Regions from separate parts of the Homo sapiens genome. Here region 2 is linked to region 1. Evidence: chromatin contacts called from ENCODE Hi-C or POLR2A ChIA-PET data. All regions are on one chromosome and are shown on one strand. The core of a region is the stretch at or near the end of the contact, and the rest is flanking DNA. Distances in the headings are between cores, read along the strand shown. Region 1 overlaps FRMD4A (FERM domain containing 4A). Region 2 has its middle 41 kb from the start of MIR1265.

The links. Hi-C counts contacts between places; a loop is a spot of excess contacts on that map. ChIA-PET counts read pairs that join two places held with the same protein, here RNA polymerase II (POLR2A). Pooled maps may share reads with other maps.
Region 2: a loop to region 1 is called in a pooled map, with 18 times the contacts of the local background. The contact joins two enhancer-like sites. A Hi-C loop is called at or near these places in 9 of 50 pooled maps. POLR2A ChIA-PET finds 5 or more read pairs at or near these places in 2 of 52 experiments (A673 and T-cell).

What each region holds. Positions count from the first base shown.
Region 1 is chr10:13,658,193-13,663,444 of GRCh38, forward strand. FRMD4A (FERM domain containing 4A) reads right to left here. Exons shown (of 25, transcript NM_018027.5): 20 at 2,124-2,361; 21 at 1,131-1,298. Among named protein-coding and RNA genes, the nearest start is that of PRPF18, 74 kb to the left of the region's middle. RefSeq lists enhancers at 2,076-2,125, 2,456-2,515. Within about 2 kb of position 1,984, at least 15 of the 41 ENCODE cell types and tissues checked have a DNase peak (open chromatin) inside an H3K27ac peak, as active enhancers do.
Region 2 is chr10:14,475,238-14,480,489 of GRCh38, forward strand. No RefSeq gene overlaps it. Among named protein-coding and RNA genes, the nearest start is that of MIR1265, 41 kb to the left of the region's middle. Within about 2 kb of position 3,139, at least 2 of the 41 ENCODE cell types and tissues checked have a DNase peak (open chromatin) inside an H3K27ac peak, as active enhancers do.

The DNA of each region.
Region 1 (5,252 bases), core at 734-3,233:
GATCAGATAAAAGCAGTCCTACAGAGGCCCTTCATATTGTTTAACCAAATACTATTACATGATCCATATAAATAGACTCCCCTTTCCTGTGAAAACTGGGAAATAGAAGGTTGGTGGCAAATGAGATAATTAAACAATGAATGATGCAAATACTCACCATACCATTACTTTATAATTCATTCTGCTCGTTTGAGTCCACTCAGGGCTTAGGGAAGTGCAAAACAGTATCACATGGCAGATGATGTTGCCCGATGCTGGGACTGCATGTGAACTTCACAGCGGCCCCACGGGCCAAGCACAGGAAGAGGCGAGTCCCACTTCCGACTGCCACTCAGAAGGGGGATGAAAGCCCCCATCACGTGGCCCTCCGTGATCTGGTTTGCTTCTTTTTAGAAAAAGAAGGTGTGGCTAGGAGCGGTGGCTCACGTCTCTAATCCCAGCACTTTGGGAGGCCAAGGTGGGTGGATCACCTGAGGTCAGGAGTTCCAGACCAGCCTGGCCAACATGGTGAAACCCCGTCTCTACTAAAAAATACAAAAATTAGCCAGGCGTGGTGGTAGGTGCCTGTAATCCCACCTACTTGGGAGGCTGAGGCAGGAGAATCGCTTGAACACGGGAGGCAGAGGTTGCAGCGAGCCAAGATCGCGCCACTGTACTCCAGCCTGGGTGACAGAGCAAGACTCCATCTCAAAAAAAAAAAAAAAAAAAGAAACAGAAGGTGTGATTCACTGAAGCCTCATTTTTGCCTGGCTCTTTTGCTCTTTATGAATTTACATTTTGAGGCACTAAAGGAAGTCCAGTATAAATTTAGGCCTCAGTAGAAAGATAGAAGACCTCTTCCCATGCTAACCCAGCCAGCCTCTGTGGCCTCTGCTTTGCTTAGGAAACTTTCCATGCTCCCTGTCTCCAGAAGCCCGGGGATTCTTTGGCTGACTCCAAGTGCCCTGTGCATGGGTCTCTTGGCTAACGGGGGTTGACTGCTGCCAGCTTGGTTTTTTATTCCGCTTCATTTATCCTCCCAGGTTCAGGTCTGACTGTAGCTCATCCATTATTTGGGCCAGCTTGGGGCTGACAATGCCCAATTTTAAAAAGGAAGGCTTGGTCTGAGCAGGAAGGCCAGGCAGACTCACCTCGTGGAATGGACGTAGTGGGGACTCCGGACCCGCAGGTCTGGCGTGGACGGCATGCTGGACTGGGAGTTCCAGTGCGGGAGGCCGCGGATGGGGCTGTTCTGCAAGGAGTTGCTTCCTCCGCCGGCTTCCGCACAGCTTCCTGTGCTGGGGAAGCGCTTGTGGCTGCTGCAAAGCCAAGGATGCCACGTGGTCACCGCCAGACAGACAGCACCTTTCCTGGGGGGCTGGCTAGTTCAGGACAATGATCCCAGCATGTGGGGAAAGCTCGCCCGTGACTCCCACCTCGCTTGGTCAGACCTCTACTGTGGTTCTCAGCCTTTCCCCAGCAGGGGGTATGCCCTCCCCCCTCCCAACCTAGGCAATATGAGAGGAAAACCCTGGTCAGCCTTCTCTGTGTCAGGCAGTGTGACGGTCCTGCCCTTACAGTTTTTGTTTTCCAAGAAACAAATATTTACCTGTCCTGGCACCCCCCTTGGAGCTTGGTAGGGTGATTAAAGGAAATGGGAAAAACAGAGAAGCAGACCGAAAATGCCTTCCCCCCCAAAAAAAACCTCCCTACAAAGTCAGCCCGGTAATGAGCTGATAATACACAGCTTGGATTACAGCTGCTTGGCTGGAGAATTCTGCTGGATGAGGGGGTAGAGTTCTGAACCACTCTGCATTTGCTCCGAGTGGACTTTCACTTGCTATTTCAGAATAGCGCTGCCTGAGATTTCCTAATTAATTCCTCTGGAATTTAACAGCATTCAAACCATCTGCCATCACGTTGATTGTGGGCCAAAGCCCCAATTTCTCTGAGTCACAAAAATGTACCTCAACAGTGTCGGCAGCAGAGGGCGCTGTGAGCACGGCCCCGTGAAAGGCAAACCCCACGGGGAGGAACTAGGTTGATGTGGATTTTGTCACCGTGGATGCTACTTGGGACGGCCCTTTGATTCTTCCAGAGCATAGAGGGAGGCCTCATTTGGCCTCATTCACGATGCAGCTCACCTGGAATGGCTGTGAGAGGAGCGCTTCTTGACCTTCTCATAGGGTTCATCTAAAGAGGACTCACTCCACATTTTGGGCTTGATGGGTGACTTGTCATAGTCGTTGCGGTGATAGTGCATCTGTCGGAGTCCCTCCAGGGACTGGGGAGGAGGAGGCCTGTTGTGCGACGGTGGCCGAGGAGGGAGTCCCTTGTGAGGAGAATGTAGGGGGGATATTGTGCTGGTAACCTGAGAGTCTTCTGCACAAAGACAGGAAGAGAGGAACTGAGCCCCGGTCATCCTTCCCACAGGCTGAGACAGAACCCCTACACCCCTCCACCCGCACCTTGGAGCCACACAGCCAAACCCACACCTTCACCCCTGTGATGAGAAACCCTGAAACTCTTCCCCAGTTGCCAAGACAAGTCAAGACGAGTCAAACCAAACCAGGGCAAGCCAAACCTCCACTGCAGGCGGGATTGCATGGGAAGAGATGCGTCACTTTTGATTAGACACGAATGGAGTGAAGTCTGAACGTCATTAAATACCACCAACAAATGACTGCTTCACACTAAACAGCAAAATGTAGTTACTGCTGTAGTGCTAAGTTGTCTTTCAACAGATGCTAAGCATCTGATTCACTGTGGGAGGGTCTGAGTTCTGGGAGAGTTTTGTCTGTTTCATCTGCTGCTAGATCCTCAGCCGACACATAGTAGGTGCTTGATAACCATTGGTTGGAGAAGAAAAAATGAATGAGGGTCTATATGTCCATTGTAAATACCTGCTGGGTGGATCGGGTGTCTACTCTGCTTTTTTCCCCCAGAGCTGTGTTTATTCTCTTTTAATCTCTTCCTCTATATTTTAATTTTGAAACTGCCTTAACTTTTTTAAGGAGATGAGCTACAAAGATTATGTATTAATAAATGATTCCCTGCCTCCAGGAAAGAAATGATCTAACACGTCAGTGCGCTAGAGGACTTTCAGAAAAAGCAAATTCAGTGAGTCTAGGAGGTGCTGTGGGAGAGGCTGGTCTTGAAGGGGCTTGAGCAGTGGGCAGGCAAAGAGGAGGAGGAAGGAAGGGCTTGAACCAAAGTGTGGAGGCCCTGAGGGCAGGGTACCAGCTGCAGGCACATCTGGCCAGGCAGGGGCTGGTGAGGAGGGGCAGGGGGAGTAAGGGCAGAGCTCTGGCCAGCACAGCCGCCTTCTGTGTGCACCATGTGAGCCAAGAGCCCGACTGATGGGGGCCTGGAATTCCGAGTTGAGATTTTGAAAAGCCACAGGAAAACTTTGCGATGTCTTAAGCACGGATGCGTCGGAGTGAAAAATCCTGTTTTAGAACTATTCACCTGGCAGTGTTCTAAAACTAGAAAGGAAGGGAGAGAGACTAGAGAGGGGGATGAATGAGGACTTCAGGCTAGGGCAGGTCAGCATTGAGAAGAGAGAGGAGGGAACGATTCAGGCTTCACAGGGAAGGCAGACATGGGAGGTGGAGGGGAAAAAAGCACAGAAGCAAACCTTACAACCAACCAACTACCATTCACTTGCCCCTAAATCCATTTCCAGCGACTTGTTTCACAGCCTAATTCTCAGTCCCCCAGCCGTGGACACCCACTATGCACCCACTCCTCCTTTGCCCTCAAATCAGTAAAGGAAGAGTCCCCAGAAAGAGACCCTGCAGTGGGACTGTGGCAAAAGGATGTGCCGACACCTGTGAGGAAGTCCAGGGGTCTGCATCTGGAACACGGGGAAGAAGCTGGAATCACGGAATGATATCTCAAAATTACCCCGTGACATTACCTATTGCTCCAGGCACCCCTCTACTACCAAGGAATCTCTCAATTTTTCTTCCCTTTCCAGGGGAGACTGGGATACTCAGAGGCCAACCGCAGGGCTGGGATCTCTGATGCTCAAGCCCCCCATTTCCTTGTAGCCCAATGGCGTCCCCGGCTTGTAATGAAGCAGACAAATATATTCCAATCTGATTTCTAATAGCACAGCCAAGGTGACTGGGTAAATAATCCGCCAGACTTTCCTCACATCAAGAGCAATCATTATTATTATTGCAATTATCATTATTACTATGACTAGTGTGGACCTTTCATGCTTTCCATCTGAACAGCCACTTATCACTGCCTGCCTGAGGTTTCCATACAGGGCAAAAAAATTAACTGCCACTTAATATATTTCCATATAATTAATGTACCCGCCTCCCAGTACGATGGTTAAACATCCACAGGAGTATTCTCACATGGTTCTGGGTTTGGAATTCTTTCTTCCCCGACGTATGGTGGTGATGGGGGTTGGGGGAGGGATCAGTTCTGTTTTTTTAAGAATTTCCCAAGAAAATATCCTAACTGCCAGGTTTTAAGAGTTCAGTGGGAAATAATAAGACAGTTTTCCAGCCTGAGTGTGTATCTACTGGGATATCTCCCCTCTTACTTTCACTACTGTCTTGGGAAGCAACAGAGGGTGTGTTCCATTTCTTCTCACGATCCTTACACTCTCCTAGTGGGTTTCAATCTTTGATTTGTGATCTAAATCAATTTCTACCCTTTTCTTTTAGATACCATGAATACTCAAAAGGAAGCTATGCCTAGTGTGTAGATTCTCTGTCTAGCTAAACGTGGTTTTGGGCCAGGTATGGTGGCTCCTGCCTGTAATCCTCCCAGCACTTTGGGAGGCCGAGGTGGGTGGGTCGCTTGAACCCAGGAGCAACATGGCAAACCCAGTCTCTACAAAAAAATACAAAAATTGCCAGGTGTGGTGGCATGCTGTAGTCCCAGCTACTAGGGAGGCTGAGGTGGAAGAATCACTTGAGCCTAGGAGGCAGAGGTTGTAGTGAGCCGAGATCATACCACTGCACTCCAGCCTGGGCAATAGTGTGAGACCCTGTCTCAAAAAAAAAAAAAAAAGTTTTTGGCTTCTAAAAAAGTAAAGCACCACTCACTGATGAAAAGCTCTAATACACATGGGTTTATGCAGCACCTACCCACTCCCAACCAAAGAGGTGAATACTGGGAAATGAGAGAGCTTGCAGGGAGCCCAGCTGCCTTTTGGCCTGGCTCTTGCCTTTACACAAGGCAATCCCCAGACTACATAGAAATTCATCTCTGTTTACTCTGAGCTGTAGGTTTGTAAGCAGGAAATGCAT
Region 2 (5,252 bases), core at 1,889-4,388, 820 kb after region 1:
AATTAATTCCTGTTGTTTAAGCCAGGGGTCCCCAACCCCCGGGCCACAGACTGGAACTGGTCCATGGCCTGTTAGGAACCTGGCCGCACAGCAGGAGGTGAGCAGTAGGTGAGCGAGTGAATCGTCATCTGTACTTACAGCCACTCCCCATCGCTGGCGTTACTGCCTGAGCTCAGCCTCCTGTCAGATCAGCGGCAGCATCAGATTCTCGTAGGAGAATGAACCCTACTGTGAACTGCACATGCCAGGGATCTAGGTTGCACGTTCCTTACGAGAATCTAATGCCTGATGATCTGTCACTGTCTCCCATCACCTCCAGATAGGACCATCTAGTTGCAGGAAAGCAAGCTCAGGGCTCCCACTGATTCTGCATTATGGTGAGTTGTAGAATTATTTCCTTAGATATTATAATGCAATAATAATAGAAATAAAGTGCACATCAAATGTAATACGCTTGAATCATCCTGAAACCACTGCACCCTCCCACCCCCACCATCGATGGAAAAATTGTCTTCCATGAAACCAGCCCTTGGTGCCAAAAAGGTTGGGGACCATGATTTAAGCCACCTGGTCTGTGATACTTTCTTACAGCAGCCTGAGCAAACTAATGCAATGACAATAGATGAATATTGTTGTTTCAAACCACTAGAGTTTTGGGGTAATTTGCTACACAGCAATGTATAACCAGCATACCCCAATCTCCCAGAAATACGTATTTTTAAATTACTGGCACACAAGAGGCTCTACAACTTCCATAGAAAGGTATTTCATACAGAAAAGTGATCGCAATGTTTTGAAACCTACATTCTTCTTCCTGACACTTAATTGTTATTTTGCTCTGTCCCACTGAGGAGAGAATATAAGGGGGTGGGGTTTCCAGGCACCTGCAGAACAAGCACACACCACAGCCCAGAAGAAAGGGAAGCTGTGACAGAGAACCCTGCCTGCAATATTCCAGCCTCCCAGGCTGCTATAAAAATGGAGAAGTCAATTGCCGGGCTATAAAAATGCAATGACTATTAGGTCTCTCAATGTGCGAACATCTATTAGCATCACGACAACTGCGGAATTAGGTGAAACAAATGTGCTTCCCAGCCTCCCAGCTGAAACACTGTGAAAGGTTAATTGGATTTCATTTCAAACTCTGTGCACCTCCTAGGAGGTTGCATGGGTTCATAGCAAAACGAGGTGCAAGATGGTGACAGAATTCCGTTCGCCCGAGGTCCAAAATTGCACGTTGCCTATCCCTAAATTGACAAGAATGCCACTGTCAGATTTTGAGCCTTTCTCCACCCGAAGTTTCAAGCCACTAGTGATGAACAGGTGTTCCTGGTCCTTGACTCGAACATCGAGAAAGACCTCTGAGTTGTGTCTCTTTGTAGAGAAAATAAAAGCAGTAAGGAGTCAGCTAAGGAATTTTCGGAGTCATTTCACTGCTGTGGGTGGGTCCAGGGTTGCCAGTAACATGTGAAATGCATTACTTTCCTTCCAATTTGTGGTTATGTCACAGCCAGCTAAAAAGACTTTGCCAAAACCTCAAGTAGATTTCCAGGGCGGCAAACTAACACGTCCATGATCTGATGAACGGCTTTGAAACTGAGGTGTCGGGAATTTCTGTGGCACCATTCCCAACACGAAGATGTGTCTGGGACAGCACCCCAAACCCCTTTTTCCTTTGGGCTCTCCACACTCCTAGCAAGGAGGAAATGTGGCCGTCATCATTCAGCCTCATGACTGTAAAACCCATTCAAAAGCTCTCAGTGAGGGTCCTAAAATGTGTGTGATGTCATCTCTTTCTCTGTGTAATCCACTTTGGAATGAGCTGAGGCACCTGTAAGGAATGTTGAATTGCACTGATAACTTGTACAGTTGTAAGCCACTTCCAAACTAGGTTCAAACTCGCTATGAGAAGACAGGGCCAGGTGCAGTGGCTCATGCTTATAATCCCAGCACTTTTGGAGGCTAAGGTGGGAGCATCACTTGAGCTAAGGAGTTCAAGACCAGCCTGGGAAACATAGTGAGGCCCCATCTCTACAAAAAATTTAAAAATCAGCTGGGTGTGGCATGGGGCATGTGCCAGCTACTTGGGAGGCTGAGATGGGAGGACTGCTTGGCCTGGGCGACAGAGTGAGATGCCTTCTCAGAAAAAAAGAAAAAGAAAAACAAAAAAAGAAGACAGCATTTGTTGACCAAGCATCTGGTCCTCACATTTTCTTTGCTACACACAGTTTATGCCGAGTGCAAAGCCACAGGATTTGGCAAAAATCCTAAAGGACGTAGCCATTGGATATGAGAAAAGAAACTTTGGTTGGGTTAGTCAGGGGATATCCTCGTCCTGAATTTGAGAAGGCTCTAACCCAAGGAGCTCCAGACAGGAAACTGGAAGACAAACAAAGGGAGAATGGAGACTTTGGGAACACCCCGTACCACTCTTAAACCTGGGCAGACAGGGCCCTACCCTCAGCCCTTAACTGTTCCTTCTCCCCCCATGACAGTCCTCATGGAGAGAGGCGTTCCCAAGGCCAAGGGAATACCCCAATCTCCAAGCTCATGCCTCTGCTTCTAGCCCCTGGAATGCTCTGATTAAATTGTCTGGTGAATCCCCCCAGGGCTGCCACTGCCCTCATCTCCATTCTGTGGTCTGCAGAGTGGCCCGAGCTATCTAAGTGCACCACGGATGAAGAGTAACCAGGGGCAGGTGTGTGCAGGGGAAGGGAGGGGATGGAGGCCCCTGTGATGCGGACGGTGGAGAGACAGGCCATGTTCTGAGCTCTGCCATGCCTCTTCTAGGAGTTCACGAACGATGAAGCCTTTAGCCACAAGGAGGCCATGGGAGAACCCGCCCCATTTCTCTCCCCTTCTTCCCTACTCCATCACCCGCAAGACAACAGACTGAAACTTTATGTTCTCATTTCATCCTTCTATTCTTTACTGTCTAACACAAGTGAAATGTTCTGTGTCTCATTTCAAAAGCAAACTTTACTCTTTTCCTGTGTCCCTGGACTGATTTCTTTTCTTGCCAGTTATTGACCCTTGGTGGAAAACATAGCACACCCCACCGAGTCTCTCGTCTCTTTTACTGGCTAGTTGCGTGTGAATAATGAAAGGTGCTTCATGGCTGGGAGGAGCCCTGTCCCTGGAGGGGTGAAGCCGGACCCGGATAAGTCACAGCTGAGCCACAGCAACTTGAGTAACCCTCGAGTTTGTATTCCCATATCCCTCATGACCCTCGGAGGGACAGGGGGACTCCATAACTTGCTCATATTCTGCAGATATTGCAGAGTAAAGCCAGTAACCCAACCCAGATTGCTTCCCAGATGGGAATAAGAGAAAAAGATTTGAATAAAATCACATGGCTAATTCAAGAACCAGATCGAAATAGAATAAAATTAAACTGGAACTAGGATTCAGGAGAAGAAAATAGTACTTTTTGTGTGTCTGTGCCAGAGCCTCAGCAGGGCAGGCTTGAGGTATGAGATTTAATTTGCAAAGCCACAAAGAATCCGCTAGTTCAAATTTCCTCCACTCCTCACTTTTTGTTCCAAGTCAGAAGCCACCAAAGCTGGCAGCCATCCCCAGGCAGGTCCACTGGATGCTATGGAGAGAGGGACCTCTAGTGTTGAGATACTTTTCTGTCATCCAGCAGCACGATCTGCTCTGGTCATTTTCTATTTATCTGTGATTTTTACAACACTGTTCCTCTGAGAAAAACCTCTATTTAAATGCCTAAAAGGAGAAGTTTTCTTTCACTTTTGAGAAAACTTTAAGAAATATAGGAATGGCAACATATAGGCTGTAACAAGATTAAGGAAAGTCTTAAGTAACCAAAAAATATGTGTTAAGCGTGTGGTAGCGTGTGCCTGTAGTCCCAGCTACTCAGGAGGCTGAGTCAGGACGATCACTTGAGGAGGAGATTTCGAGGCTGGAATGAGCTGTGATCACACCACTGCACTCCACTCTGCTCTGGGTGAAAGACAGGCCCCATCTCAAAAAAAAAAAAAAAAAGAAAGAAAGAAAAGAAAAAAAAAGAGGTGGGGAGCCTATTAAATCTTCAACCCTGGAATAGGTGCTGTATTAGTCTGTTTTCACACTGCTATAAAGATACTATCCAAGAGTGGATAATTTATAAAGGAAAGAGGTTTAATTGACTCTCAGTTCCACCTGGCTGAGGAGGCCTCAGGAATCCTACAGTCATGGCAGAAGGTGAAGGAGAAGCAAGCACCTTCTTTACATGGAGGCAGGAGAGAGAAGTGCAAGCAGAGAAACAACAGACACTTATAAAAAACCATCAGATCTTGGCCAGGTGTGGCGGCTCATGCCTGTAATCCCAGCACTTTCGGAGGTCGAGGTGGGCAGATCACTTGAGGTAAGGAGTTCAAGACCAGCCTGGCCAACATGATGAAAACCTGTCTCTACTAAAAATACAAACAAAAAAAAAATTAGCTGGGTGTGATGGCGCATACCTGTAGTCCCAGCTACTCAGGAGGCTGAGGCAGGAGAATCACTTCAACCCAGGGGCAGAGGTTGCAGTGACCCAAGATGGCACCACTGCACTCTAGCCTGGTGACAGAGCAAGTCTTCGTCTCAAAAAACAAAAACAAAAAACCATCAGATCTCATAAGAACTCACTATCATGAGGCCTGACCTCTGCAAGCTCTACTGTAACTGACCCATCCCATCTGACCAGAGTCCAGCTAAGGAGTCTGGGGTCTCTCCTGAAGGCAAATGAGAACCATGGAACTAGGGAGGACCAAGACAGGATGTCCTTAGGGTCCCCCATAGGGAGATCAAGAGGCATTTTTTCAGGACATTGGAGGACAAGACAGGGAGTAAGGTGATAAGATTTTCATTTTTTAAATACTAACAGGTGATTGTATGAAAGACGGATTGAAGGGGCACAGCAGTCTTCTTTGCATAATTGCAATCACACACCACTGAGAGACTCTTGAATTCGATTTGGGGAACCGTATCAACCAGAAAAGACCTGGAGTAAATATTGTTTTGGTTATCATTCCCAAAACAATATTACAATAAAACTTCCCATTACTCTCTAGAATTAATGATCATAGTAATAACCACCAAATCACAAATATTTATTGTGCATTTAGAATATTTAAGGCCTGGTTCTAAGAGACTTACATGGAAACGCTTACGAGAGAGACTCCCCGTTTAACAGATAAAGAAATCAAAGTTCCCAGAAGCTAGGTAATTAGCCAAGTTCATGTAGCTACCCAATAGGGGAACTCGGATTT